Linked DNA regions of Homo sapiens: region 2 is linked to region 1. Evidence: chromatin loops called from intact Hi-C (ENCODE). Cell type or tissue: A673. All regions are shown on one strand. Each heading gives the region's core, and the rest is flanking DNA. Links, peaks and the distances in the headings are about the cores only. Region 1 has its middle 50 kb from the start of LINC02477. Region 2 overlaps LOC107986324 (a long non-coding RNA gene).

Region 1 (16,562 bases), core at 5,694-13,693:
GTTAGACCTAAAACCATAAAAACCCTAGAAGAAAACCTAGGAATTACCATTCAGGACACAGGCATGGGCAAGGACTTCATGTCTAAATCACCAAAAGCAATGGCAACAAAAGCCAAAATTGACAAATGGGATCTAATTAAACTAAAGAGCTTCTGCACAGCAAAAGAAACTACCATCAGAGTGAACAGGCAACCTACAAAATGGGAGAAAATTTTTGCAACCTACTCATCTGACAAAGGGCTAATATCCAGAATCTATAATGAGCTCAAACAAATTTACAAGAAAAAAACAAACAACCCCATCAACAAGTGGGCAAAGGACATGAACAGACACTTCTCAAAAGAAGACATTTATGCAGCCAAAAAGCACATGAAAAAATGTTCACCATCACTGGCCATCAGAGAAACGCAAATCAAAACCACAATGAGATACCATCTCACACCATTTAGAATGGCAATCATTAAAAAGTCAGGAAACAACAGGTGTTGGAGAGGATGTGGAGAAATAGGAACACTTTTACACTATAGGAACACTTTTACACTGTTGACGGGACTGTAAACTAGTTCAACCCTTGTGGAAGTCAGTGTGGCGATTCCTCAGGGATCTAGAACTAGAAATACCATTTGACCCAGCCATCCCATTACTGGGTATATACCCAAAGGAATATAAATCATGCTGCTATAAAGACACATGCACACGTATGTTTATTGTGGCACTATTCACAATAGCAAAGACTTGGAACCAACCCAAATGTCCAACAATGATAGACTGGATTAAGAAAATGTGGCACATATACACCATGGAATACTATGCAGCCATAAAAAATGATGAGTTCATGTCCTTTGTAGGGACATGGATGAAATTGGAAATCATCATTCTCAGTAAACTATCGCAAGGACAAAAAACCAAACACCGCATGTTCTCACTCATAGGTGGGAATTGAACAATGAGAACACATGGACACAGGAAGGGGAACATCACACTCTGGGGACTGTTGTGGGGTGGGGGGAGTGGGGAGGGATAGCATTAGGAGTTATACCTAATGCTAAATGACGAGTTAATGGGTGTAGCACACCAGCATGGCACATGTATACATATGTAACTAACCTGCACATTGTGCACATGCACCCTAAAACTTAAAGTATAATAATAATAAAATAAAATTTTAAAAAATCAATGGAAATTGCAATTGAAAAATGCAAACAAACAAACAAGAAAAAGAATTATCCTCATTCTCAAAGGGAGATCCTGAAATATTTGCTGATGGTTTCATATGTTTTAATGTTAATCCCTTGTACCTTGGCATAATGCCTAAATCATATATGTCATATTATTTGCTTATTTTTAAATACATTAATGTCCCATTTCTTTTTAAGCTGATGGCATTTTGCTTCTTATGTAGTCCCTTAAAGATAAAATTGATGGATAAGAAAGAGATCACATATGTTTAGAATGCCAATTGATTTCATGTGTGTAAGAGATAAGTTACATAATTAGAATATATGCAATTACGTTTCCAAAGTCTAATATTAAAACAAAATTTAAAAACATAGACACACAAAAATTCTAGTTGGCGGTTCTCTTTGCTCAGTGTCTGATAGTGATTTCTAAAAGTAACTTTAAATTACTTTAAAGGGCCATATATTTACATAATGGCTTTTCTCTCTTTCCTGAGCTTTCTGCTGCCCCACCTAGTTGCTTTAACGATAATCTCCTGTAGGATCTAATCTTACTGATATTTAAATAGCTTGCTCATCAAAGCATACTGTTGAATCTATTGGCATACATTAAGGGATAACAGAAGACATATAGCTCTCAGATAAAATCAACTTAAAAATTCTACTCTCCCCCTACCTCTTTGTTTTTGTTTTTGTTTTTACTTTCCATAATATTATACATCTTCTCCCATTAATTCTGTCCATACCCAGGACTTTGCCTGCCTTCCACAGAATTATGAATGTCATTTAATATAATTCATTGAAGACATGGATATTAGGATTCTGTAGAAATAAACAGAACCAATAGTATGTATGTGTAAAGAAATGTATTTTAAGAAACTGAAAGTTGAACCAGATGATTGTGGGTGTTGCCAAGTCCAAAATTCACAGGGCAAGCTAGTAAGCTGGAAACTTAGGCAAGAGATATTCTAGACTTGATGAAAAATTTGTTGGGAAAGCTGGATACAAATTCAGGTAGTATTTCAATTATGGCATTGAGGTAGAATTTCTTCTTTTTGTTTCAGATGTTAATCAAACGTACAAAATGCCATCACAGCCATAACTAGACTAGTGTTTGATAAAAACTGGGCACTATATTGACACTTAAAATTGACACAATTGACAAGTTGACACATAAAATTTGGCCATCACAATATGTCCAGCAAAATTTCTGAGTAGAACCTAGCACTTCAAATGACCATAACTACCAAAAATATACAAAATATATATACTGTTAAAATACATTTATATACAATAGTAATCATTTTAATTATAGTAAAAAAACAACATAATAATCCATCAATAAGGAAGTAAAAAGTAAGTTATAATGCACCCATACAGACCATACAAGATGGTCTGTTTGGATACTCCTCCTGCAGAGAAAAAAATTTAAAACCAGGATGCAACCATTTTTTAATCAATTTACAATTATTAGTTATCAAGGGAGTGACAAAGATGGAATATCATAACTTTTGGAAAAATAAAGGTGTTTTATGGATGCTAAATTTATTAGATATTTAGGCAAAGAAAGGAAGTTGACTTCCAATTCACATGTTTCACAATTTTAGATTGTAATGAACAATTACAATTCACATTGTAGATTTAAATATAAAAGTAAAATAATAACAATTATAGAAGATTACTCAAATTAATCTTCATGATCTTGAAGTCCAGAAAGTACTTACCTTAAAGGAAAACATTAATAAGTTAGACAATGCTAATATTAAGGATGACTGTTTATCAGAAGATGCACGTACGGTAAGAACTGGCAAACCACAGACTATGACAACACAATTGCAAACATTGGAATAAAGGGTTTTATATAGTAATACCATCTACAGAACAATATGAAAAAGTTAACTTAATAAATACTTTCACAAGAATTTTACAAGGCACTGTTCATATGGCCAAAGCCAAGAAAGTATATTCAAACTCATTAGCCACTAGGGAGATGCAAATAAAAATTACAAATGATACACTTCTAGAGAATTATCAGAATTGCTTTAATGAAAAACCTTGAGAATACCAGTTAGCGAGGAAGTGAAATAACTGACTTTTACACATGGCTGGTGTTAATGTGAACAGTGAAAAAAAAAGGTTGAGTTGTATGAAAAGTTTTAAAATGTTAAGATTTAAAATGTTAATATATATGGCAACTTAAACATATATTCTTTTTTGTGTGATTTCATACTTCAATAATGTACTTATTCAAACATGAGAATCAAAACAAAATAGAAATCAGTTCTATGTGGGATGATAGAGAAAAACTGTACTTTATCAAAAAAATAAAATGTATAAGAATAGGTATTATATGGTCTCATTTGTGTATGTAAAATTGATAGCCCTTTCCTGAAAGGAAATATAAGGAAATTGTTAGTATTTCGATAGTAGAAACATGGATGGTATTTTAATTCTATAAATTTCTATTTGAACACTCTACTATGTATGCAAATTACTTTATATCAAAACAAATTTTAAAAAGAGGGCTCTATATTGGTAATATTAATTTAAATGTTTCACAATATAAAATAATTGTCAACAAAAAGAAATTGTAAAAATGCACAATTAAAAATGAGATCACTTTAGTTGTTGTAAGAGAAGTGCAATAGCAATACTTCCAAATTCTTTATTAGTGTTTTATGCATTAATTAATTTTTAATATTTTTCTTATTTAGGTAAACATTTCATAAAAGTCATACTAGCTACTTCTGTTATATATAAAGCATATTTTATTAGGAAAAATCCTTGCGTTTTAACAAATGCTTAACATAAGCAATGTATTATGTTATTGAGGTCTAAATCTCGCATTTATCACATCTGTGTACGATAACATTATGTGAGGTACTTAAACTATCAATTTGCCACCTATAATATCCCTTGTGTGAATTTTGTAGGTATTAATTGATTGCTATTTTTAAAGCATCCTTAGACACTTCATATTGAACATTTCAGAAATTCAATTTTTATTTATGTTATTTTTTTTTAATTTCCTAGATACAGGTAGATAGAATTTAAGTAACATTAGGATAAGGACAATTTAAAAGTAAATGTGTAAAATGTGAATGTTGCCACACAGTGAACAATGGGAACAATGCACTTGGAAGATTTTTGTTAATTTTTCTGAATTTTTTTTCTTTACATTAATTTTCTTCCCTATATTGTAGGGGTCGGAAGTCTTAGGATTATGCTCTTCTGACTTTCTTCTATCTAATGTTCTAGATGTAGCTTACAATTTATCAGTGATATATACATATAAAAGAATTAGAAGACAGTGATACATGATGTGGATTTTGACAGATGTGGAGGTGTTTTGTAGCTGTCTGTCCTGCCAGCCATCTTCTTCTTGCCTGCACGTGGAGGTAGCTGCAATTTCCTGGGAAACTGACCATGGCTAGTCTCCAGCCCATAGCTGTGGCAGTTAATATGAAAGCCAAGGTGTTTTGTTTTGTTTTTTTTTTTTTCCCCACTCCTCTAGCATTTTCAATGCTGTTGTGGGAAAATATGTATAATGGTTTCTGTTTTACGAACTAGGCCATGACTGGCAAAGTATTTCTGAAATGATTTTTATACTCCTTGAATGTATTTTCCTGGTCCAGGACATAGTTGCACCTGACCATATTTGAAGTAATTCTAGTTCATTAAATCATCTGACATTATACTATTATTTATTTTCTGTGTCTAACATCCCATATCCAAAATATCAGGCTTTTGGGGGAAAGTAGAGATAACATGAACTTCTATTCAATCCCAGATAAAATGATTTTTTAATAATCATGTATTAACTTTTTATCTTTAAAATTTATTTTTTTCTTAAAGTCTTGCATGTGACTATTGAAACAACTGTCTTACTTTGCCTAGAATTTCTCTGTTATGACCTCTTATTTCTACTTAAATTCATATGTTGCTTTTTATATTGTAGTCCTGTCATTGGCAAACAACAGATTTGGTTTTTATTTAAAAATAATGAAGACTTTATTGGGAAATTCTAATCCATCTACATTTGTTGTAATTATTTTGTAATACATTTAACAATGGCAATATATTTAACTTGTAATATAATTATAATTAAATTGCAATGTAATTAATTATAGTATATTTAACCATCTATTTTGACAGGTTTCTACCTTATTCATCTAGTGATTCCATATAATCTGATGATTTATAACTAAAATTAAAGTTTTGTGTTCTCAACTCATCTATTAGGCAGCAATGAAAAGAAAAATAATTACAGAGATTTTAAATTTGAAATCATATCTCCTTCGCAGGAATGGCAAGGATGTCACACTGGTGGACTAAGCCTATTGTGTAGCCTTCTAGAAGCTGTTGATTGTGAAATTTAAAAGGATGTTCCTTTACCTTTATTTGCTCTGCCTTTTGAGTATAGGCTCTGTTCATTTTTCTTTAGTGTCATAGCTTGCTTGGGCATTGAGGAGGATTCTCCGTCTCAGACATGTAAAGCATTTTGCAATGCACTTTTTTTTTTTTTTTTGAGATGAAGTCCCACTCTGTGGCCCAGGCTGGAGTGCAGTGGCATGATCTCGGCTCACTGCAACCTCTGCCTCCCAGGTTCAAGCAATTCTCCTGCCTCAGCCTTCCCAGCAGCTGGGACTACAGGCACACGCCACTACACCCAACTAATTTTTGTATTTTTAGTAGAGACGGGGTTTCACCATATTTGCCAGGCTGGTCTCGAGCTCCTGACCTTGTGATCTACCTGCCTCGGACTCCCAAACTGCTGGGATTACAGGCATGAGCCACCATGCCTGGCTGCAATGCACTTTTTTAGTATGAGTTTGAGGGCCAAGGAATAAGATCATGATATAAAAACTAAAATTTACTAACCATCAGGCCTTAGGAGTGCCAAACTAACCATTTGGCACTACTTCACCTCAATTATTTGTATGTGGGTACGTGGAGAGTAAGGCCATTTTATGTAAGCATAACTGTAGACAAGTATTTTTATTAATACATGGCCTTTAAGCTTTAGAGTTCTTGTTTTAACAGTGGGTTCCTGTGCTTGTCCTAACCTCTACTTAATGGTCACTGCCTTGAGAAAATTTGAAACAGCATGCTTAGTTGGAGAGGCACCTTCAGCACTCACTAAATTAATATATTTTTTGTTGAGCACTTACCCTCTTCCAGATACGTTTACAGGTAATAGAAATAGAGCACCAAAGAAAAGAGAAAACATACTGTTCTTATGAAGCTTATAATACAGTAGAGGAAAATTTGCAATAAAATTTAAGCAAGTAACATACATTTTGTCAGATAGCAAAACATGTTATAAAGAAAAATAAAGGAGTTGAAATAAGGAATGTTTGTGCAAGGGGCCTGTAATCTAAAATGCACATTTAAAGATGGAGCCCTGAGTTACTCCAGTGTGTTTAGGGAGAAGGGCAAGAACTAGCAATCAAATGATAACGCGACGTTACCTGAGAAATAATAGGAGAAAAATTAGGATAGTATGGTATCTGGAATTCAAGAGAGTAAAGTGTCCCAAGCAGCTGTAGGAGAAAAAAGAACTGATTCTGCCACGTTTATGAGATAAGAGGAGATCACGGAGAGTATCAAGTATGAGCAATTCTTTCCAGATGTTTACCATAAGGGCAACACAGACAGGGGCTTACCTGGTGGGAGAAGTGGGGTCAACAGAGTTTATGAAAATGGAAGAAATGATAGAATTTCTCTTTTTCTGATGAGAATGACAAAGCAGAACTTGATAATGCATAAGATAATAAAATTAATGCCGCTCTGTCATTGGGTAGATGAGAAAGGATAAGATCAATTACACAATTTGAAAATTAGACCACAGGTAGAATGAGTATAGGCACAAAATCATAGTATCAGAAGAAAGATGAGTATATCCATGCATCAGGGAGACAGGGTTGAGTGTGTGTAAGATGTATTTTGTGATTTCTTCAATATTAGTTAAATAGGGCACCAATGGCTGGGCATGGTGGCTCATATCTGTCATCTCAGCATTTTGGGAGGCTGAGGTGGATGGGTCACTTGAGCCCAGGAGTTCAAGACTGGCCTGTGCAACATGGCAAAACCTTGTCTCTTACAAACAATACAAAAATTAACCTGTGTAGGGGCACATGCCTGTAGTCCTAGCTGCTGGGGAGGCTGAGGTGGGAGGATCGCTCGAGCCTGGGAGGCAGAGATTGCAGTGAGCCATGATTGCACCACTGCACTCCAGCCCCAGTGACAGAGCCAGACTCTGTCTCAAAAAAAAAAAAAAATCAAACAACATAAAAAAATTGGGGCACCAATTCCTGAACTGAAAGCAAGGAACAGGGAGAATATTCAGGGAGATTGAAGAAAGATAAGGAGATACAGAACATTCTAAGAGAGTAGGGGAGAGTAGGAAAGTGAAGGGATTAGGGAAATGTAGAATCATTGCCAGGCAGATTTTAGAGTCCATTTTCTATGTAGTGTCATGGATTTCAAGTGAGACCAGTTAGCTCAGCAAATAACTGATAACAGCTACCAGGTTAATAAAAGGGACTGATGTGTAAATATCCAGAGTAAGATGCTTACGCAGGGATACAGATGCAGTCTGGTTTACAGAGGACTGCATCAAGCCAACTGGGCAGAAAACAGTCTGAACTGCAGAGTGTATCAGACAACAGTCAGTTTATGGGGCAACTTCAAGAAGTGTTCAGTTCTTATCCCAGTCTGTGGCATCATCACCATTTGTGCATATTTGAATAAAAACCTGATGATGCCGTGGTAGCCATATATCAACTTGGTTCAGTAGTTCTGTAAATCCAATTTGCCTAATCATATATATGTACTTATTTTCTTATACCCTAAATTCACATTGATTACTTGTGTATCTTTTGTTTATGCATCTTTCTGTCATTCATACTTACGACAATCATGATACCCTCACATAAATATACAAGGTTTTTTTTAGGTATATTAAGTCCCACACTTGTTTATGCTTTATTCTATATTTAAACTGATTCTGTTTTTACCCCTAGTTCTTTCATTCTATATCATCTTTTCTATATCATAGTTGTCTTTTAATTATGAAATATTTGAGGTAACAGTTACAGAGGACAAGATAGTGAATAGATATACTCTCACACATTATAAAAATAGAATATTAATACAGTTTAAACAACTCCTGCTCATATGCCCTTTCCTCTATGCAAGGTTATCACCATCATACTCTTAATGATTATAATATTTATGTTTTGATATGTTAAGAAAATGTTAACTTGTACATATTATAGTTAAACAACATATGTTAAAACAAGTTCAGTATACATACACTATGCAATCATTTATCTCCATTGTTTAGGATGATTTCAGACTTTATGTGATTTAAAATTTTTTTGCATTCTTTTCTTATCTCTCTCCTAACACACACACACACACACACACACACACACACACGCACTCACACACCCCAGTGTGCTGTGAAGGTTAATTCCAGCAGTCCCGGACTTACTCTGAACTTATTGCCAAAGTTCTTGTATGTCACTAACACTGGTAAAGTCATGGAACATACTGATGTATAGTATTTCTTTGGAATCATGGATACAAGGAATTTCAGCTTGTCAGCATTATTGATTGAACAGCAAGTAATATGGTTTGGCTCTGTGTCCCCACTCAGATCTCATCTCAAATTGTTATCTCCACGCGTTAAGAGAGGGAGGTAATTGGATCATGAGGGCAGTTTCTCCTATGCTGTTCTCGTGATAGTGAGTGAGTTCTCATGAGATCTGATGGTTTTATAAGCGTCTGGCATTTCCCCTGCTTGCTCTTCTCTCTCCTGTCACCATGTGGAGAAGATTCTTGCTTCCCCTTTGCCTTCTGCTTAAATTGTAAGTTTTCTGAGACCTCCCTCAGCGAGGTGGAACTGTGAGTCAATTAAACCTCTCCTTTATAAATTACGCAGTCTCTGGCAGTTCTTTACAGCAGTGTGAAAACAGACTGAAATAGTAAGATTGATAATGCCATCCAGAAGACTTTGCCATTAAGCTGGTCTATATCAAAGGTATGCCTGCGTGCCCAGTATGGTGCAACAAACCCTGACCGAGGCTCCATGTTGTTGACATTTTGTTCACGCTTCAGTGGTTTCTAATCTAAGATTTTATATATATATATATATATATATATATATATATCCTCCTTATTGAGGGCAGAAAATAGGATATGAGCTGGAGCCTGGCATCTTCAGATCCCTTGCTGTGAGACAGCTTTGTGCTGTGATATAAACCTTTAATTTAATTATTGTTTGAACATTGTATCCTTTCCTGTAGTAGACTATAGATTTCTAGGCATGGTCATTTGGGACCTCATAAGTTTTCTTTAGCAATTGAATCCTGTCAACCTACCCCTGTGCACCTAATAGTATTATATTTGTAAAACCAATTCACGTGGACAGATAGAGCACTAATTGCTTCATATTTTCTGCCTCTATATTTCCATTGCAGAAAAATACTACTACTTATTTTTTATTACCTTATTGATAAATATTTAGGTTGTATTTTATACAAAAACAATGCCTCAATTAGCATTCTAGTATATGCCTCTTCCTGTATACATATAGGAATGGAGCTATTAGGTCATAGGACATAACTCCAATTTCATAAATTTTGCTAGACTGCCAAACTCATATCAATTTATAAATCCAGAAGCAGTATATAAATGTTCTCATTCTTCACATCTTAGAAAACATTTTGCACTTTTGACTGTTACATGCTGGGCAACTTGTGAAATGGTCATTGAATTAATACTGTGATTTTCATGAATTACTAGTAAGCATCCTTTTATTTATTTATTGGTCATAAGTATTTCCTCTTCTGTGAATTACTTTTTCATACTTCTTACTTATTTTTAAAATTTTGGTTATTTATTTTTCTTATTGATTTGTACAATATATTTATGTAGTCTTTATATCGACTCTGTTTTTCACATATACAGCAAATCTCTCTAAATCTGGGGTTTCATGTTTTTACTTTTTATTTTATATTTTGATAAATTTTTAACATAGTCTGTGTTGTAAATTTTGCATTTTTTTCTGATTATGTTGTGCCTTGTTTAAGAAATACCTGGATAAACTGATATCTGAGGGCTAGTTTCCTATATGCCCTTCCAAATTCTAAAATTTTAGGGTTTCACATGTATATTTTTAATCCATCTGTAATTAACTTTAGTTATAGTGTGAAGCAGAAGTTAAATTTTTCCATATTCATAATAAATTTTATCAGATTCTTTTCATGGCACTTATCCTGAAAGATATAAATCATCCTAATATAGTTTATGTTAAAATATATGTGCATTTCTGACATTACACCCCATTTGGTAATGATTTTTGGTTATATTTATAGATCTAACTTGAGTTTTCAAATTTTACATCTATATCATAATTGAGATTGCCCTATACTTTTTATGTTGTATTCACATTTTCATAGAATTTTGGTTTCATAATTTAGCCATTTATTTAAAAAATTGATGAATAATTTTTCTTATTTATTCTCTGGAAGAATGTGAGTGAGTTTAAGACTTTTTATTCTCTGAATGTTGGTAAGACTAGTTAGTACAATTATCTAAGGCAGGTGCTTTTGTTGTAGAAAAAATTTAAATTATTAATTTATTTTATGGTTCTAGAAATATCTTAGATTTTCTATTTAGTCCTTAGTCTTTCTGAGGAGAATATTCATTTATCTTGGTTTTTGAATATGTAACACAGAATTTTTCACAGAATTTCGTTGGCTTCAAGTCCTTCACTTAACACTAGTACACCTGATCTTTCTGAAGTATCCTGTGGACTTTGGCTGAGCACGGTGGCTCACACCTGTAATCCCAGCACTTTGGGAGGCCGAGGTGTGCAGATCACGAGTTTGGGAGATCAAGACCATCCTGGCCAACATGATGAAATCCCGTCTCTACTAAAAATACAAAAATTAGCCAGGCATGGTGGCATGCACCTGTAATCCCAGCTACTCGGGAGGCTGAGACCGGAGAATCGCTTTAACCCGGGAGGTGGAGGTTGCAGTGAGCCAAGATCACGCCACTGCACTCCAGCCTGGGCAACAGAGCAAGATTCTATAAAAAAAAAAATATACAAGAAAGACAGAAGGACAATATTCATAAAAAAAATTGCACCTGTAGTAACATGAGTCCTTACTGATTAAGAACCAAATGGAAAACCCCTCTAGCAATGACAAAATCACTTAGAATATATAGAGTCACCATATACAAAAATTTATGTTTGCATGAAAGATGTAACAATTTTAACTTGCATATGATTAGTAAAATCATCTGACATAGATCAAGAAAAGTAATACATAATTGTGATAAAAAATATAAATAGATAAGAGTTATATTAATGGAAAATACACTCTTGTATTCTAATTATTTAAGAGAATCCTGGCCTTTTATCTGTAGAATATAAATTGTGGTATTTGTTTGCCCCATATTTCAAATAATCTGATGAATATATATAGAAGGTTGACTAGATTCAGCTTCATTTTGGGGGGGTCAAAATATGTGGTTCAATGTACTTCCTATTGTTACATCAAACAAAATATCTGATTGACTTAGTTTCAATAGTGTTAAGATTGCTCAAGTTTTTAGCCTGATCTATTTATCATAATTCTCCCATTAATCTTTACCTAATTATTTCATCATCATTGATGATAATTGCCTTCATTCATTATTACATAAAATGCAGCAAGATGGTGATTTAAAAATTTTATTGTTTCCTCTATATTTATTAACTGAAATTGCTCTGCATTAGTCTCTATATTTTTCAATATGTCATTTAGTTGCTTTTGTTATGTGAATTCTAAATACTTCTGCTTCTCATTTAGGAGTGTTTCTAGTGAAGACAATAAAATCCAATTGACTGAAGTGAAAATGAAATGTATCACCTCCTGAAAACAACATAAAAAGAGTACCTCAGGGTCAGCTTTATTCAGTGCTTACGCGATATTCTCAAGGTTTATTCCTGGACTGAATTTTTGTGTAAATTCGATTTTTTGAGACTTCACTTCTGTGCTACTAACATAGAGAAGTTCATATTTCTATTTCATTCTGCCTAATGTAAAACTTTGTTTACCAGTAGTTCTAAAGGAAGTTCTAAAATTACTTTTTTCTTTGGCTCTGATTGACATTTTTGGGGTAACGTATTTATCCTCTAATATTGGTGTACTCATTACCTATGAGTGTAGACTTGGTTAGTCATTATTAAAGTTTAGTGTGCTTGATAAAACACAGGTTGCTGTACCTCAACCTATAGTTTTGGCTTAGCTGTCTGGGATAAGACCAAAGAATGTGCATTTCTGGCAAGTTCCCAATATTCAAACTTTGAGAACTACTCGTCTTACTCTTGTACTACACCCCTGAATGCCATGATCATCTTGATCATGTAGGCTTTCATGGGTCACTTGCTCCATCTTTACTCAATATCTTTGCTCAAATATCATCTTTTCAATCAGTATATGTTAATCACCCTATTTAAAATTTCAGCATGCATCCCACAATTCCTAATGATCTTATCACCCTTCTCTTTTTATTTAAACTGTACCATTAATGTATATATGTATGTTGTTCATTATCTCTGTTATCCCTTCATACTCACTTAAATTAGTTGTATAAGCTCATGATGGCAGGAATTTGTTTGTTGTTTGCTTTTAATGCTCCCCAGCACCTAGAGCACTGCCTGGCAAATGTGACATACAAAGCCATGTGTTAAGTGGAGGAATGAGTAGATTGCTTACGATGAAGAATGACCCCTCCAAAGCTTAATCAGAATGCAATCTCCATAAGTCTGAAAAAGGATGGTTGTTAGGCCCTTACAAAATAAATACATCCCAGCTGGACCTACATTATCAGCTTTTTATCTCAGCAAATAAGAGTGAGTGCTGAATGTCTTCTGGTTTGTAGTGTTAATTAAAAATACAAAGTGAACAAAAGTTATTTTGTATATCATATTTGACTATTTTGTACTGTCCTTTTTTTAAAAAATCAATGACATCGATTTTGTATACAATCTGTGTCCTTTTCTGCCTTCCATAAGTAAAATCCCTAAACACACACTTTAGTCCTTTGATTTTCTTTATGTGCGTGTGAATTTTCACAGACTGTGCTCCATATTGGTGTCTCTGGTTTTGACAGAGACAAGAAGTGGAGAAATCCTGGGAGGGTAGGTCTTTGGTAAAGGTGAGGGCCCCACCCTCAAGCTGAAAATCCTGATACCATGGCCCAAAGTGAGAAGTTATATCCCTGTTTTGCCACTCAAATGGTGCCTTTTCCAAAACCACCCCTGGCAAACCCCAGCCAACATCCTGTGCTCATAAAAACCCCAGGTTCAGCCAGCGGAGAAAAGAGAAGCAGCTGGACAATGGAGACTACAGTTGAATGTCGGAGAGGAGTGGCTTGACTTCAGAGGGACAGCTTGATGGCATAGCTTGAGAAAGAAATCCAACCAGAAAGGGCCAGACTTCAGGGAAAGATTACCTTCCTGCTCCATGCCCCTTTTTAGCTCCCCTTCCCACTGAGAGCCACTTTCATGGACAATAAAATCCCCTACATTTACTATCTTCAATTCGTTTGTGTGACCTCATTTCTCCTGGACTCCGAACAAAAACTTTGGTGCCATGAGTGGAGGTGCAAAAGGCTGTCACATTGACCCTCCACTAAGCTGTTAACACTTGAGCCATCCATAGACAACAGAAAAGAGTAGTGTAACACTTCTTCTGGGGCCTCAGGGGTCATGGACAACCCACCTAGATGCTGCCTCAGGGCCAGTACGGAGTTCACTCCTGCTGGTGCCCAAAAGCACTCGCCCTGGCTCCTGCGCCCACTCACCTATGTGCTCCCCATCCCGTGAGGAGTGGAGCACAGCAGGTCCCAGTGAGTGGAATTTGCCCCTGCCAGCACTGAAGAGGCCAGCGATTTCCAGCGACCTTGCTCTCCAGTTCCCACCTGGTTCAGTTTCATACAACTTCATTCTATTTCTTGTTGCTTATTTTTTATGCAATATAATTTTTGTTTATTTCCAGCTATTTCTTTCCTTAGATTTTCGTTCTTTTTTTGGTTATCCTATGATCCTTTTATTTCTTAGTACTTCTTAGTGTACTATATTTATCCAACTGTTTCATATACTTTAAAACTTATTTTATTTAAATAAATTTTCACTTAGAACTTTCTTCTATTTCTTAGAATAATATAATTTTCTAACATGCATTTTCCATGTGTAGAGAATAATAGAAGATGAAGAATTTAGAATAGAGACTAAACAATGACATTTCTGAGATGATAAAAAAATATATTTTTGGAATTAAAAGAAGGGCAGCATAGTTTGAGCATATTGAGCCTGAGATATAGTTGCATATGTAGGAAGTAGCCAAACAGTGTATACTGCTGTAGGACTTTTATATCTGGTATTTGATTCCCTTCCTCACAAATGCCAATTACAATGACCAAATATGTTTTTAATACATTGAAATAGTGATAGAAAAAAAGATATAAAGAAAGTGGGCCAGAAATATTGTGAATTTTAAATAGTGCAAAGAATCAAAATGATAATTTCATGATATGCTATAGAATTGAAAACTAATGTTAATATTAATGCAAATAGAAAAGACCTTAACAAAGAGTCTTTATTAATAATTATTAAGGGGAAATATTTTAATAGAACCACAATTTTTCCTGAGATAGACTAAAAATCCAAAAGGTACATTTATGTATATTTAATATTATGTATGATATATAGACAAGTAAATAAATGAATAAATATAGGGTCTACTAGCAATATCTTATAATGTTGTGAGGTTTCCAAGTCCCTGTGTTTGTTTTCTTGAAACAACCACTAAGCTCCTTAAAGAAAAGGCTAACTTCAAAGTTTTTTCAGAGAGGATAAGCTTACAGCAGTGTTTCAATACCCCCAAGGACACATAACATTACTACATAGCTCTTCTGAAGAATTGTGCACAACTCCAAGTTGACTTAAGGAAGAAAGCCAACGTTTTCAACACAGACTAACCCCATCATGCTATTGCTTCAGTTCCTTCTTCATCTTTGGGCTGGAACCCTTGTTTACTGATGCTCCCTGGAGAACCATAAGCTCTCACATCTCCATGCACTCTCACTACTTATAGCAGATAAAGATAATCATGGTCTCTTAGCAGTCTGCATAATACATGTATGTAGGGGTAATGTTTATTTTTGATTCTTATCGTATCAAATGATTATGGCTCATGTTAATTTGCAAATGATTTCCAAGCACTAGCCATGCTCTTTCTAAGAATATATACTTGGAAATCAGACATTCTTCCCTTTCCTAAGAATTCTCCTTATTTTAATGTTCTTCCAGTTTTAATGTAAAAGGAATTTTAGTACAGAAGCATGATATAATTTATCCAGGAAAAAAGATGAAGTTATATTTATTAATTCAACAAAAATTAATGTCAAGCCACTATATATTGAACAGGGTTTCATAGCTCAGAATAAACAGATGAAATTCCTGTTCTCAGGAAAATTACAAAATATTGTGAATACAAGTGTTACAGTCAGAAGTATCAAAAGAAAAAGAACAAATAGGACATATAGATGTAGATATATCTCCTAAGATATATCTATCTATATCTATATATTCATATCTAGAGTGATTTATTTTAGAGAACTGTCTCATACCATTGTGAGGCTAGCAAGTCTTAAATCTGTAGGGCAGGCCAGCAGGCAGGCTGAAAATTTAGGAGGAAATTGATATTCCAGTCTTAAGTCTAAATTCTACAGGGTAGCAGGCTGGAAACTCAAGCAGACTTTCTATGTCATGGTCTTGAAGAGCTCTCTTCTTAGAGAAATCTCCATATTGTCTACTGATCTAAATGTTAATCACATTTTAAAGCAAAATCAAAAACAAACACTCACAGCAACATATAGATTGCTGTTTGACCAAACAACCAGGCACCATAGCCTACCCAAGTTGACACATAAAATTAACCATCTCAGCAAGGAATGTGGAGATTTGGGGGATTACAGAGAAAAAAAAGAATGGTGATTCTAGATAAATTACAATACTAAATGAGCATTGTTTTAATAGGAGAGGAAGACAAACTGGCCTGAGAAAAGCTAAAGGCAAGGGATGGAATTTTGTTTTACTTTATCACCAGTGACAGCCATAGATAGCATACAGCACAGAGTAGACACTCAGCTTGTGAAATAAAATATCAAAACTTTCTCAAAGATATATTTGATTTGTCTAAGGGAGTCTTTGGCAATAATGTAAACTTGCTACTTCAATGAATTTGGTTTAGGACGTCAATTCTTTTCTGAAACATTTAAAAATAAATGAATATTTAGGAAAATGTGATCATCTTCCCA
Region 2 (16,562 bases), core at 4,227-12,226, 520 kb after region 1:
AACAAACTGACTCCGAGAATGGTGGGAGCCACATTGACAACATCGCTGGCAGAAAATCTAAAGAATCCTTTCTAGGGAAATGGACTAGCCTCAAACAAAAGATCAATGGATACCACATTTAGAAATCCCCCCCATCAAACTGGCAGGTTCCCTACTATAAAGTGCCTGAGACCACCAATCACCTGCATAAACAGAATTTTCAAACAGCATTTTAGTGCCTTGGGCTTAAGTAAAAACAGAAAAAAGGATTGACACAGATTTGAAAAGAGCCTTTGCCATTGTAAAAAAAAAAGAGACCAAAATAATATAAAAAATTTAAAATCCAGAGTAAACAGAAACTATTCAGGGAATGATAGAAAAGTAAGATCTTCAGATGTTATATATATTTATATGTAATATATATATATTTATATGATAGCATCGATTGCTATGTTTTTGTTTTAAATGAGAATATTTCCCCCCAAAATTCTTAGAAAACATTTGTCTCATAGCATTAATAAAAACTCAATAAAAGTTACAACACTTAAAATTTGAGGAAATTTCTCAGATATCGAAACAAGACAAAGATGTGGGGAAGGAATTGGAGAGAACATTTTTTTTTTTTTTAATTAGAAGACCTGTCAAGGAGGTTTCAATAAGAAGTTAGATGTTACAGTAAAGGAGAAGAGGAATTGCGGGAATGGGGAATTATCCAAGTAATTCTAAGGTTATTTCCTAGAACTGAAGATATGAACTGCCAGATTAAAATGACCAACACAATCAATGCGAGAAGAGGGAAGAACAAAAAAATCAAGAATTAGGATGTTATCAAACTACTTCATAGTATACTGCAACCAGAAGGCAGTGAGCAAAGTCTTTCAATTATGCTAGCAATCAAATGTGAAGATCGAATAAAGACTGTGAACCCAAAATATCTGCGATAGGTGTCAACCAATTTGGAAAGATTATTTTGTAAGGTTAAGGATGCACCCATGATACAACCTCAGGAGGTTCTGACAACATGAGCCCAAGGTGGTCAGGGTACAGCTTGCTTTCATACATATTAGGGAGACATTAGACATCAATCAATATGTATAAGATATACATCAGTTCAGTTCAGTCCTGTAAGGTGGGGCAACTCAAAGTGGAGCTGGGAGTGAACTCAAAGTGGGGTTGGGGGCGAGGACCGTGTTCCAGGTCATAGGTAGATAAGAGACAAAAGGACTCAAATATAGAAGTTCAGAGTCTTTCTCAGGTCATATTTAGATTGCTTTAAAAGTATCAAGGTTTTCTCTGCAACTAAAATTATTATCCTTTCCTGATTTTTAACATATTAAAGCAATATTTGTACCTTAGATGAAATGGTTTAGAATTAATTAGTGATAGGTACATAAACAATTTTAAAAAGAAAAAAAAGCCAATCAAAGAAAAATTGCATGGGATAAAAAAGCTGTAAAAGTTGTGACTCAGCTGTAAATATTTATAATCACTATAATGTGCACACCAAATATTGATTCAACCCAAAACATGATAAAATTCTTTTAGGAAGATGGAAGCAAGGGAAAAATGTAACAAAAAACAGATCAAAGACGGGAGCTATATTTTCATCTTTCATAGAAGGAAATCAGTAGAAATATTGGAATCAAATGTTACAAATGAAACTTTTAATCTTCATTTGGGCTGAGGTCCCCAAATAATATGCCCAATACTCCAAAATGTGGTTGAAAATAGGTTGCCAACACTTAGTTGAATATCTAACTGCAGTCCATAAATACAGTTGGAGAGTCAAGGAAATGAGTTGGGGGAAAAAGAGAGGCAAGGATTTGGGGAGAGGTTTAATGATAACTGTGAGTCCCATGACCTTCCCTATGTGAGGGGAGAAGTAGTGTTGCCCCTTTCCACTAGCATAGAGGAGAAAAAGCCAACCTTTGTGCAAGACAAGTCGTTCAGTCAGAAGACTGCCTACGCTCTCAGCGTTTGTCAGGATACACGATGCGTGGCTGGTTACTGCAGGACAGATGTGGCCCATAATTAGGGGTAGATATGTTAGATCCAGTCAGTTGCATCAGTTGAAAAACAATAGTCCCCAATAGAAAGGTAACTCTGAATTTCCAGGAACCGGTGGTGAGGGAATTTCGATCAGGACAGATGTCAAAAGCATCCACAAAATGATCTTACAAGAGAACAGGTCAATTTATGCCTTTCCCAGAGTGGAAGTATGCCATCTCATATTATTAATAGCCTAGAAAACTCCTCTCTCCTCTCATTTCCACCCCAAGATTTGACTTTCAAGGGTTAGCAAATGAAGGAGAAGCAGGATAGAATCCCATAGAAGTAGAAGTGGAGATCCAAGAATCCAATTCTCCTCCTTTGTGCAAAACTGTGCAAGCTGACAGCCTACCACAAATGTAGGCAGGAGGAGAAAAGCATGCATGCCTCGACATTAAATATTTTACCACTGTTTAGAATAGGCATATTAATTATTGAATGTACGGTTTATTTTTTTAACTAAAATTGACCAAACGATTATCCTAAACTTTATCTAAGATCAAGGAAAACACTAGCTCCACCAAGTAAATTTAAGAAAACTATAGGAGATGTTTTCATTCTTGCTGTCATCATATGACAGGAATTGGGCCTGTTGAAGGAAACTATTAGGTACAAAAACTGGAAAACCAAGAAATAGAAATATGAGCATATTATTTAGCTATATGGAGGTACATTCTAGAAGAAACCCTAGGGAAAAAAAAAAAAATGATTGCCTCTAGAAATAGGAATCAGGCATTGGAAGAGATGGGGACAGAGACTACTATTTTTGTTATTTTATTCAGTTGAAAATATTATTAGAATATATAATACTATATAATGATAAAGAATTTGTCATTTACCACTATTTATAAGTAGTAATTTAATAAAGATAAAAAAATTGAGAGCTAAATTTAAAAATATGGACTGTGTCTGGATCACAAGGAGCTACATGAAACTGAGTGGCTCCATCTACATTTCTAGTAAATTTCCAGGATATCGCATAGTGACTGTGACTAATGGTCTACTAGACACTAGAACTCAAATCCCAGCAAGAACATCAGAAGCCATGGGACCTTCGGCAAGTGGCCAGTTCTGTGGAATTCAGGTTTAATATTTGCAAAAAGATGGAGTGGGACTAAACAATGTCTCAAGTTTTTTCCGTTCTAACAAGTAAAGTTTTGTAATTACTCTGCCGTGGTTAGTGTTTCTAAATAGACTAGCACCTACCTTGATTCTGTCCCATTACTCTCTTTTATTTTCCATAGTGAAACTTAACATTATCTGAAATATTTTATGTGTGTATATTTATACTTAATATGTTCATTGCCTGCTTCCCCCCTTATGTAAGAGCTATGAGGGCAAGGATTAAATATCACTCATCTCATTTACCTTATTTGTCACTGGTATCTTATTTATCACTGTACTGTAAGGAAGTAGAATAATGCCTAAAACATACTAGGCATTCAATAAATATTTGTTGAATAAATACACAAATCTTCCATTTCACAACTGTATGACAATGCCACTGCATAACATCTAATCTTCTTTGCTTGAAACATTGATAATACAAGAAGACAGATTGTTTGTGACTGAAACTTTGTAAGTAATCAGACTGGAAAATGTAATGTATGCAGGTCTACATCCCATTCATTGTAGCCTTCTAACATAATGTCAATAACTTGATTGCAAAACATTTTTTCTTGACATAACTCAGTCCTGTGTACAATATTCTTACAAAAGAAAATTCAATTTTCACTATGGTTTTTGTGTTTAAGTTTCTCTTCCTTTGCATTCAGTTCCTCTGTGCCGCTGAAGAATTCTGTGAGCAACTCTGCTAAATGCTCAGAAGTTAGGCACTTCAGTTATTAGCGCTCAATTTCAATTCATAGCATTTATTAAGGAATAGGGAAGATGACTTTAATTTCATTATATTCTTTCAGCTGGGAATCAAATGAAAATGCTGTGGTTATCTTTGATGTTCTATGAAAGAACCTCATATTCCTGAGTGAATACAACTCAAAAAATCAAAAGTCTGTATCCTGGATATTTAACATTAATACTTGAATACCATTTAAACAAAATTGACCACATCAAAATGAATTAAGAATAAACCTATGTATGCCAGCCATCTACCCCTAGAGTTTTATGCAGCCATGATCAAATCATAAAGGGAAAAATCATGATTTGGAGATAAACTGCATGAATTCTCAGATCATTTCACATGACATTGGCCTTCATTATTTATCAAAGACCTGAATCATGCTCTTTGAGATGACTTTTTTCAAATGTTATATATATTTCTTGTTTGATTGAATTAAAACTACTCAAAGAAAGCTAAGAGTAAAGGACTTTTTTCTGATCAAATTATTTATACATTAAAATATTTAGACTCTTTTCCTTTCTTCCTTCCTTCCTTCTTTGAATAATATAGTCAAAAAGCCATCAGGGATCTTTCACTTCTATTCTTCATCTCTTTGTCCTGTGCCTCCCCCAGTACTATTGTTGGAGGCAGCTGAGAGCAAATTGAGGACCTTTGCAAAACAACAGCCATGCTGGGTTTTTGGCAGCAGCTCTGGGTGATCATTGAGATTGATTAACAATGTGGGTGTTGAGAAAATAAGCAAATGGAAGCCAAGTTCCTCATTGTCAGAAAAGGGAACTACAAGTATGGAAAAGATGCCAGAGTGAATTTTACGAATTTGGATTAGAACTGGAGGTATTGAAGTAAACTTGTGGCATTGGTATGAATTTAAGGTGTGAGTGAAAGAGAAGCATAGATGTAAATGTGTGTATATATATGTGTATGTACATATATGTTCACAGACACACACCACATATATATTATTTTTTTCAATTAACCCAACCAGTGGGACTAGAAGCAGTAAACTCAAGTGACAATAAGCACATCTAGCTTATAATATTTTGGTTTCTAAGACCACTCTCCACTAACAAGAACCAGGACTCCTTAAAGAAATGGCTGACGCAGAGACTGGTGCAAGAAAAATACAAATAAACATAGAACATATTGATGGGCTGGAAAATGATATTTTATCCTCACAGAATGAAGGGAAATGTCAAAAAATGACACAGAAACCAGTCTGAAGTGGCTTTACTAGCCAGATTTGCAGCAATTTTAGCAGCAAAATAAAAAATGATATTGTCAGTGTTTTATGTAAGTATAGAGTAATGGAGTTCAAAAACCACCACTTGGCAAAAATCATAGTAACAGCAATTTCAGTCAAGGATCCTCAGTGGATGCCACAACTAGTGGGTAAAAGTTTGATTAGGAAAGTGAAACTTACATACTTTCAAAGTGTCTTCTGATAAAATGATTCATTTTATCAAAGTAATGATTCATTACAAAAGAAAAATAGTAACTTTACCTTGAGGTATCACTTTAATCAAGAAATCAGAGTTAAAAATCACCAGTAATAAAATGAGAATATTGATATTATAACAACCTATAAGATAATATAGGATAAAGTATAATAAGAACGTAGCATCTCTTAGTTATATTCCTGCCAGATGCATAGAGATAGGTAAGTAGGAAGGAAGGGAGGGAGGGAAGGAGAAAATACAATAAAACATGTATGGTTAAATGTCATCAGTCGTGGAATCTGGGTTATAGGTATTCATCCTTCATACTATCCTTGCAAGTTTTCTGTAAGTTTAAAATTGTTTCAAAATAAAAAGTGAAAATGAAAATGTATAGATGAAAATTCTCCTTTAGAAAGTGACAAAATTGTTTCTATGTGATGGAAAACCAGCGAGTGACAGCTGCTTGGTAGCACCATGTTGGTGAGCACAATAGCACCTTGGTCATCATTTTCATGCATTTCTAGAGTAAGTTGTTAAGTTTACTTGAGCTTTACTACAAATGGGACCTTGAGTGAAATTATGGCCAAATAGAGAAAATTAGTAAAATGCTTACTGTCAGCAGGCCTGCTGGGAGTGGCATCTGTGCCTGTACATTAATTCTTTTACTCACTGCTGTAATATACCCTGCCTTGATGTTGATTACAAATGTGATTGCTTTGGAGAACATTATTTTGCATTTAGGTTCTCCTCAGAAATCAGGAGTTCAAGTACCTGGGAAAGTATAGATAGATATAATCTTTATATATTCCTGCCACTATTTCAAAAATACAACTAAACAAACTCTTCACCCACCCTATCATTTCCCTCATGCTTTGTCAATAGAAAGGCTGAGTTGCTGTACAAGCCTTCCCTTTCTACATGCTAAAAATCAGTAATAAAAATATATGAATGGGTTTATAATATGTATAAATATTTACCATGTAAGCATTATATGATAACAAATATATAGAAAATTATTCTGAGACAGACTTTCACCATACATCAACTCATATTAAAAATTACTACAACATTGATTACAATAATCAAGATTAAGACATCCTCTAAAGGTCCAAAATACATTCCTGGTAAAATTATTATTGTACATCTATATATTAGAATAATAGGTAGTTACTAAAATCATGTTTTAGAAGATAAATCAGAGATATTTAAAAAGATTTTCTGTATATTACAGGAAAGAAAACCAAAAGCAAATTAGGTAAACATGGTCAGTACAGGCCCATACATATATGAACTCACATATACAACCCTGCAAGTTGTTTTCTTTGAGTGATGGAATTATGGGTCACTCCTATTTTCTCATTTATAATTTTTGCATTTTCTGAATTTTCTGTTGTGAATTTGTCTTGCTGTTAAAATCAAAGGAATATCATTTTGCAAATGAAACATATAAATTTGAATGTGTTTCCTTTCTGTTAACCCAGGTATCATTATATTTCTTAGAAGCTTTTTACAGGCTGAAGGGAAATTGAGGTTGTATTTACTCCCAGAGGTAAAATCAACTCATTTTAGTTTCTATATTTGTATCAGGTTGACTTGAATGCCAAAAGAGATTAATGGATGGTTCTTTATCTATGGTTTTCCAGAACTGCCTCATTTTAGAAGCAAAGAGCAGTGTGAAGCATCCTTCCATTTTCTGCCCCTGCTCCATCAAAAACAGGTGGCTTTCTTAAAAATGTTCTGATTATGCCTTTCTTCACAAATATTCTCTATCAAAAACATTTGACTGACAATTAACTGCTTCTGATCATTTACCAATTTCTGTATGACCTTAGATTCAAAATAAATATCTTTGATTAAAATGACTCCAGTCCAGAAATCTCTTATTTAAATACCTGAATCAATGGGGAACACAGTGGTGTGTAGGATTTCAGATTATTATTTCACCATCCAAAAATCTGTCTTATATATGGAACAACACATCTAAATATTTAAAACATATTTGTTACTTGAAGTTTTATGATAATTAAATAAATTGAAATTTGGACAAGAATAAGAGAAGAAAATGAAATTGCACTGACCCCATTATATAAATTATAATCATGGTGTCATGAACCTTTCATTTATCTAACAAGAACTTATTAAATAGCTATTTTGTGCATAGTATTATAGTTCTCCACAAGGGAGAACAATGAAATATTTGAGGAGAACGATTTTTTTTATTTTTGCTGGTTAAATTTAGGGTGAAAGCCAAAATAGTGAAATAATTGCTTATAAATCAAAACAAAATAAGTCTTTCTTTACAAGGAAAGATAAACATTAAGTAGCACAAGATTATATTTAATTTAGCATACGCAATGCTAATCATTGTTTAGGGGTAAGCCTCATTCCTCCAGAGCCAAAAAGACCTGTAGATTATTTACTAAGTTAATCACGATGGTAACTGATAAAATGAGAAGAAAAACTATTATTTGTACTTGTTACATTGTTAGTGGTTTATGCACTCGCTCCAAATGTAATCACAGTTCCATAGCCTCCTAAATCCTAGAAGCAAGCTGTGGTCTACAATTCAAATAGATGAAGTTAATGAGTTGTGTCTTGAACCAATGAATAGAAAAAGAAAGAATTATTAGCATGTCACCATGATTGACCTGTTACTATTAGTGGAGAGGCTGAATTAACTCTAGGGTGACCTTGGCGATGTATCTACTTCCTTCCTAGAACATAATATAATGATTACCATGTCATTACCGTAATGCTGCTTTGTCATTATACAGAGACTATGGGGCATTTTTCAGTCATCAATAGAAGATGGGGTTAAAATGGGAGGGAAAAGATTCTCCTCAGAAATTTTCAAGGATAATTTTTTCCCATCAAGGAAAGCAAGTAGTTTGTAAGAAATCTGTTAATAATGCAAGAGGTTGCATAGCTCCATCTAGTGGTCAGGAACTAATTTACTGCATGAATCACCTAGTTAAGCACCTCTGTTTTTAAGACACACAGGATTTCAGCAATCATAGTTATCATCGTGTTCCTAGCTAGTACAATACAAGATAAACTTGTCATGTTAAGTAACGGTTAAATATTAGGCAAGTATGTGTCCATTTGGTAAATATTAAAATAATAGAAACATTCATTTCCAGAACTAAATTCATTTAGGAGTTATTTTGTTGACTTTATTTTAGACCTGACTTTTTGTTGCATAATTATTTCTATTAATACCATAAATTCAAATGGCATTTGGTAAAAATTTTGATAACAGAATCACATACACAGTTCTTCTTGATATTTCAGATATTAGTATTACCTCAGTCTTAAAAGTGGAATAAAATTTCAAAGGATGCTTATAACAAATTCTGGGTCTTGATCAAATTGGAATATTCATGATTATAATCCTTCTGTCAATTTTTTTCCTAAAAATAAGAATTTTGGGACCAAAATAAAATAGACCGAACATATTGGCAAGCATGATCCACTCATCCCCATCCTCATCACATATTCAAAAATTCAAGGATTCCAATTTTTAAGTTACTCATGTATCAATATTCTATAATGAAGATATTCTTTGAAAACTTGTTAATAGTCAGAAAATATTTTTAAGACATGCTATTGTTTTACTAAAAGAAAAAATATGAGTGAGTACAGAAAGTTACCGTAAGTTTTTATTTAGGCAGTAATGTGAGCTAAAGCATCTAGAGACCAGAAAGTAATCAGCCAAGAAGCACTGCATGTCCTTCAAGGGGTTATCAGGTATGGTGTCACTGATACAGTATCATGCAGTGTAGAAAGCAGAAGTAGTGTGCAACATACTAACCAGCTGCGAGGCTTCAACTGCTCAGAGATGCTACATCTGGCCTCTTAAGCAGTTTCACAGGCATCATCAATAAACCATAATCAGCATGTAATGGTTTGACAAGATCACCAACAAGAAGGACCTGGAAGCCAGCCAGTCCATCAGCACTGACAGGAGTTCACTGCGATTTAGTCCTCCTGAGCTGGACATGTTTAGAAAATGGATGACAATGAGAAGTACAAAGAGCAACTGTCAGGCAGACAGAAGTAAAGACCAACAGGAAAGGAAGTAAATGTGCCCTAATGCTTAATTGAACCCCTTAAACAAGGCTGAAGCACCCAGCCAGATTGTAGGTATGCAAAAATTCAATCAATAATTGTTTCTAGCCCATGCAAAGCAGATATACATTTCAATACGCAAAAGAGTCTTATGATGCACACTTCAAATCATAATCATTTGCCAAATCTAAGAATACAACAAAAAAATGACAGCTAAAATATTCATGGGTTAGTCTATTTAGAATTCAAGGAAAGAAAGTAACCCCTAACATTCACTAGTGGTAATCGTTATTAATTTTGATTCTATGCATCTTCCAAGAATATTCCCATGAGTTTTAATCAACTATGGTTTGAGACTTTTGAATCTCTTGTTAGCAAGAAACAAATGTGAATTTATGACTATCAAAAGAGACTATACCCATTATACTAAGAAGTGGAATTCCAAAGGTCAAAAGTAGAAAACATCTGGATTCTTTCAACTGCACTGTTGCTATGGGTAGTTCCATCCCTGGGTGAAACCAGGGCTCATCTCATGATTTCTAGTCTCTCTTCCACAGTAAAAATTCCTTTGATCATTTTCAGTCACAAGAAGGTCATAATGCTCTAATCAAAATATCCATATCTGTCAATCATAATCATAACAGAACTTTCCTCTTTCTTTAGCTTAGACCTGGGAATCACAGGGGAAGGGGAAGAGTTGTACTAAGAGAGGCACATGGCTGGCTTGACTCTCAAGGCTTAAGTGGGAACTCACTGGGGAATAAAGTTTGGAAAAGTGCTCCCTCCTCTCCCCTGCCCCAAGTGACACTGATGTAATCTCACAATACCTTTCTTCTACCTTATCTTCAGAATTATCCTTCAACCTCCTTGCCATTAGCTGAAACCTGGGCCTCTCCAGTGACAAGCCATCCTTTAATACCCTTGTCTACATTCTACTCTCAACTGCTTCCTCCAGATCACTGCTACCTCCTCCTTTTATTTAAAACTGTTTCATAATTCTCTACCACTCATTGTGGCTTTCAAATTGGTTATCTTCCAAAATTTAATTAGAATGTTGGCACATGGTTCAGATGTCCATGTAAATTACATATATAATGTCTGTTTCCCACAGTTCTTGATTTCCTTCTAATTGGCATTCACTTAATTTCTCCTCTGTACATCTATAGTTGCCATGCCAAGTTTGTCATCATTTAGAATTACTCCGCCTCTGAAATCTTACCCTATATTATCTTTCTCTCTTACTACAATGCCTATTATCCCAGTTCTTCTAGTCTCCATCTCCTACAATGTCTTGCTATTCAAGGGCCCTTAAACTTGCCTTTTTTTTCTCATTACCTACAAATTCCTGCTGTCCTCACTTTCTTTCCGCTTAGGCTAATCTTTTGCCAACACCCTTAATCCACTTGCATTTATGTCACACTCGACAAGTAAATCCCTCACCCAGAACAAATCTGCCTTTTCTGCTCCTGTAACGGAACTGTTTAAAATTGCCAAAGAAGCAGGAGGAAACTGAGAAGAAGAATGAGGAGAAAGAGATGAAGGAGATGAAGAGGGAAGTGAGGAGAAGTAGGAGGAAGAGGAGGAGGAGATGGAAGAGAGAAGGGAGAGGAGGCAGAAGGGAGGGGAAGGGAAAGAAAAAAGATGAGGAGAAGAGGAAAGAAAAAGAAAAGAAAAATCTTTCAAATTCAAAATTCGTACACATACATTTTCTCCATCATTCATCATCCTTCCTTAGTGTTCCCTCTTCCATTTTCTACAAAACTCTCTCAAATCTCTGCTATTATCCTCAAGCACCCCAATCGCCCACTCACTCAGTCACTCCCAACCAATGACCACGTCTACCATGACACAGAGAGGTTAAAAAATTCTGGTGAAATTGTGCAAAACTTAGTAATATCCATCCATAAAAAATTAGTTTTAGCCATACCCGTCCTTATATGCTTATATCCTTATATGCTTACCTCCTGTTTTATTTAATATTATAAATATACCAAAACTGTATTACTTAATTTCTATATCAGAGAACATTACAAGGAATACTTTATTTAAGTATGATAACTTACTTGAGAGAGGTGTCATTCATTTAACAAATTACTTAAGGTTGCACAGCTAAAAATCAAAGACAAATTGTAACAATTCTGGAAACTATTCCTTCAATTGCTGCAATATGATACCAGGAACATATCTCCACCCCAGTTCTCAATTCAATCTGCATCTGCCTCTTGAGGATGGAAACACCACCCTTGGTCCCCTCTTTCTTCTGTGTATGTGACTGCTTTGATCTTTTCCTCTTGGCAAAGAAACATGATCAGATTTTTCTCATTTTAAAGAAAGTCCTTAATCCCACCCGCTGTTCAATTTACTTCTTTATATCTTTCCTTTCTTTCAACCCTACTTCAGAGTCTCATTCTCTCCACTTCCATACTTACCATTAACTCATTACCACTGGTATTTATTGATGAATTCACCACAATTGTCCATACCTCATTCAATCTTTGTCTCATATGACTTCCTTTATTATCTGAGTTCCCCCTTCTCAAAACTCTCCTCCTTTTGTTTCTAAGACAATCTCCAGTTCATACCCTCATTGTTGTTGTTGTTATGGTCTGTGCTTCTCATTTTTCCTCTTGGACTCTCCTTCCTCTGTCCAAATCTTAAATATTAAAGTTGGAATCCCCACAATGCGAATCATAGCCCCCCATCTCCCTACTTTCTTTTTTATTCATGCTACTCAGTCTTCACAGGCTATATCATTAAATCCACTAAGGTGAACTAGTACCTGTATCCAGGTGACTCATAAACTTATATTCCAGCTCAGATTTTTCATCTGGTTCTAACCCATATATCTAATTCCCCATTAGACTTTTATACTTAGATATGTAAGTTACTCAAATGTGGCACATGCTAAAACATCATCTTGCCTCCCAGTATCTACCTTTTCACTTGTGTTCTATCACCTGGAGATCTTCTTGGAGGAAATAGAGAAATGGAACCAGAGATATGTTGGCAGGCAAATGAAAGCCAAAACTGTAAATGAGTATCATCATCACAAAGGCAAAAGTTTAAACTATGAAAAAGAAAAAGTGGATAGAGAGAAGGGAAACTTGAATACCTCATTAAAAAAATATCATCATGTTCTTATTGAGGCCAATATCTTTCTGGGTGAGATGGGGCAAGAAGCTTTGCAGTCAGTATAAACACTTAGAAGAGGCTCTATTCTTCAATAAAGTTACTGAATCATAAAATCAGTATTCCTTAAGAACCCTGTTTGATCTGATGAGTTCAGTGAATGTCTTTTGTGTTTATAGAAATATTCAAGAGTTTATCGTCGTTGTTTTTCTTCCTTGCTATGGTAAATTTTATATTTCTGCCCTTGCCCTTTCATAGCCTTCTGGATGCTCCATTCTGCTTATTTTCTAAATCATTCTGTGCCCACCTAACAGATTCTGTTCTTCTTTCCTTGTCCTTAATGGGTTAAAATCTAACATGCACAAACTACCTAATCTTCTAGGTTACAATATTCTGACAAAAATGGGAGAACTTGTTAATGCACAGGCAGAGGAAGCAAAGCGTAGCTAACACCATGAGGGTCACCAGAGAGCATATCAGACATAGAAAAAGCAACCAACATTTCCATTACTTTTCACATACTCGACTAGATCCTCATTTCTATGTTAGCTGCTATTTACTTGACAGCCCTTAAGAGCTCTTTGGGAGCCAGTGTGACTTCTCAAATAAATATGTATTTCAGTTTGTGTGCTTATCTATCTTGAGAACTCATTTTAATTACCCAGTAGACATTCACAATGTCTTCCCAGCTGTTACTGTCTATTATGTCCTGTAAATAAGCCTTTTGGCTCTTTTTAAAAATGCATCTTTGACCTAAAGATGATAAGGGTGCTCAAGCAGTTGTGACAATAGACAGTATAAGTCCTCCTCAGTTGGGAAATGAAATGGGTGGCTTCCCCAAAAATTATCCTGGTCTGCGACTTCCACACATGGCCACACACTGCTTAAGATTTTCATGAATTATATCCCTAAAGTACTTGAGATAAAATGCATGTAGCGTTGATGAGAATACCTCTATCAACATTGAATCCATATAGGAAAATGCTTGTTATTTAACTGATGCTTTAGGTCACTGAAAGGGAAAAAAGTATTAGAAGGAAAGAAAAATTAATCATTAAGTACTTTTGTGCTTATGTGTCATATCATGATATCATGCCCCCTTTGGCTATGGAAAGCACATTCTTACTGCATAAAACAAATGTTATTCCCCTATGATTTCAAAAATCTAACAATTCATTTGGCCCATCAAATGTGAAAAGCGTTCTATCAATATATTAATAAATGCAAGTATATAACAAATTACATTGTAATAGAGTCATTTGTATAACTAAAAAGATGACTTTCTTCTAATTTAGTTTCTTTTACCAATCTTTTTTAGACCCTCGAAAAGAAATTTGGATGTGGTTAGTTCCTTTTTTTTAAGCTTTTTTTTTCTCGACAAATCTCAAAAAGAGTTCTTTAAGAACTCTGATTATTCTCTGTTAGACTTCTTGTCCCTTCCAAGATTATATTTTTAAAACACAGAAGTCCATCTGAGAACATTTTTTTTCCACTTTGTAGCAAATAGAAATTTATCCTGCAACTCCCTACAGAAACCTGAGAGAAAATCAATGACCACTTTGACAAGAACAATGCCACTTTCTTTTGAGCGGGTCACCTAGTTCCTAGTAACCTATTCTCCCAGGACACTTTATTTGGAAAATCAGACCAATCACCCCTGAGCTTGCTTGATACTCTGTTTACACACAGTATACGAGAAGCCGTAAACTTCACAACTACTGGGAGGCTATTTCTCAGTGTACCTATTTCATAAGAGAATTATTATATTTGTCTGGTACAAAGAGCAGCAGCTGCTGTGACCATTCTCCATTTAGATTTATCTGTTAAATTGGAATCAATGAATGGAGTGAGGCATATTATTCTTTTTTGAGACAGGAGTCACTATAGGCTATTGTTTGGGAACATAGATTTTTAAAGTGAGACTAATGAAGTTTTGAATCCTGATTCCACCATTTACTGACTTTATAGCTTTGTATTCTTGGACATGGTACTTAAACCTCTGAACTTCAATCTCATCATTTGAGAAATACAAATAATACCAAAAAGGATGCTCTGTTCATTTATGTATTGATCCACCACTAAGAGTTGTATGTTCATTTACGTAGATGATGCTTTTAAAACTTTTAGCATATAGACCAGTAACTCGATAGTCCTCAGAAATAGTGAATTATTTTTGTTACTATTATTATAGTTATCTACTTTACTTAGAGAAAGAACCTATATATGTATATTTTTTAAAATCTTTAGTCCCTCTCCCTCTCCCTCTCCCTCTCCCCACGGTCTCCCTCTCTTTCCATGGTCTCCCTCTCATGCGGAACCGAAGCTGGACTGTACTGCTGCCATCTCGGCTCACTGCAACCTCCCTGCCTGATTCTCCTGCCTCAGCCTGCCGAGTGCCTGCGATTGCAGGCACGCGCCGCCACGCCTGACTGGTTTTGGTGGAGACGGGGTTTCACTGTGTTGGCCGGGCCGGTCTCCAGCCCCTAACCGCGAGTGATCCACCAGCCTCGGCTTCCCGAGGTGCCGGGATTGCAGACGGAGTCTCGTTCACTCAGTGCTCAATGGTGCCCAGGCTGGAGTGCAGTGGCGTGATCTCGGCTCGCTACAACCTACACCTCCCAGCCGCCTGCCTTGGCCTCCCAAAGTGCCGAGATTGCAGCCTCTGCCCGGCCGCCACCCCATCTGGGAAGTGAGGAGTGTCTCTGCCTGGCCGCCCATCGTCTGGGATGTGAGGAGCCCCTCTGCCTGGCTGCCCAGTCTGGAAAGTGAGGAGCATCTCCGCCCGGCCGCCATCCCATCTAGGAAGTGAGGAGCGCCTCTTCCCAGCCGCCATCACATCTAGGAAGTGAGGAGCGTCTCTGCCCTGCCACCCATCATCTGAGATGTGGGGAGCGCCTCTGCCCTGCCACCCCATCTGGGATGTGAGGAGCGCCTCTGCCCGGCTGCGACCCCGTCTGGGAGGTGAGGAGCTTCTCTGCCCGGCCGCCCTGTCTGAGAAGTGAGGAGACCCTCTGCCTGGCAACCACCCCCTCTGAGAAGTGAGGAGCCCCTCCGCCCGGCAGCTGCCCCGTTTGAGAAGTGAGGAGCCTCTCCGCCCTGCAGCCACCCCGTCCGGGAGGGAGGTGGGGGGGGTCAGCCCCCCGCCCAGCCAGCCGCCCCGTCCGGGAGGGAGGTGGGGGGGTCAGCCCCCGGCACGGCCAGCCGCCCCGTCTGGGAGGTGAGGGGCGCCTCTGCCCGGCCGCCCCTACTGGGAAGTGAGGAGCCCCTCTGCCCGGCCAGCCGCCCCGTCCGGGAGGGAGGTGGGGGGGTCAGCCCCCCGCCCGGCCAGCCGCCCCGTCCGGGAGGGAGGTGGGGGGGTCAGCCCCCCGCCCGGCCAGCCGCCCCGTCCGGGAGGGAGGTGGGGGGATCAGCCCCCCGCCCGGCCAGCCGCCCCGTCTGGGAGGTGAGGGGCACCTCTGCCCGGCCGCCCCTACTGGGAAGGGAGGAGCCCCTCTGCCCGGCCAGCCGCCCCGTCCGGGAGGGAGGTGGGGGTTCAGCCCCCCGCCCGGCCAGCCGCCCCGTCCGGGAGGGAGGTGGGGGGGTCAGCCCCCCGCCCGGCCAGCCACCCCGTCTGGGAGGTGAGGGGCGCCTCTGCCCGGCCGCCCCTACTGGGAAGTGAGGAGCCCCTCTGCCCGGCCAGCCGCCCCGTCCAGGAGGGAGGTGGGGGGGTCAGCCCCCCGCCCGGCCAGCCGCCCCGTCCGGGAGGGAGGTGGGGGGGGTCAGCCCCCCGCCCGGCCAGCTGCCCCGTCCGGGAGGGAGGTGGGGGGGTCAGCCCCCCGCCCGGCCAGCCGCCCCATCCCGGAGGTGAGGGGCGCCTCTGCCCGGCGGCCCCTACTGGGAAGTGAAGAGCCCTTCTGCCCGGCCAGCCGCCCCGTCCGGGAGGGAGGTGGGAGGGTCAGCCCCCTGCCCGGCCAGCCGCCCCGTCCGGGAGGTGAGGGGCGCCTCTGCCCAGCCGCCCCTACTGGGAAGTGAGGAGCCCCTCTGCCCGGCTACCACCCCGT

The links. Peaks named below come from ENCODE experiments on the same cell type or tissue, not always from the same donor. Only the 100,000 strongest peaks of a DNase experiment are listed, where the experiment ranks them.
Region 2: it touches region 1 in a loop (4-fold over the local background); 2 of 110 quality-filtered maps call a loop at or near these places.

What each region holds. Positions count from the first base shown.
Region 1 is chr4:160,460,964-160,477,525 of GRCh38, reverse strand. No RefSeq gene overlaps it. Among named protein-coding and RNA genes, the nearest start is that of LINC02477, 50 kb to the left of the region's middle. RefSeq lists an enhancer at 13,218-13,387. In A673, for the core only: no CTCF peak of the experiment used is centred there; DNase peaks (open chromatin) are centred at 9,055 and 9,445; H3K4me3 peaks cover 228 bases.
Region 2 is chr4:159,938,888-159,955,449 of GRCh38, reverse strand. The region is part of intron 2 of LOC107986324 (a long non-coding RNA gene); the gene reads right to left. Among named protein-coding and RNA genes, the nearest start is that of LINC02233, 170 kb to the right of the region's middle. RefSeq lists an enhancer at 4,158-4,824. In A673, for the core only: a CTCF peak has its summit at 8,265 (motif pointing left); DNase peaks (open chromatin) are centred at 8,249 and 10,639.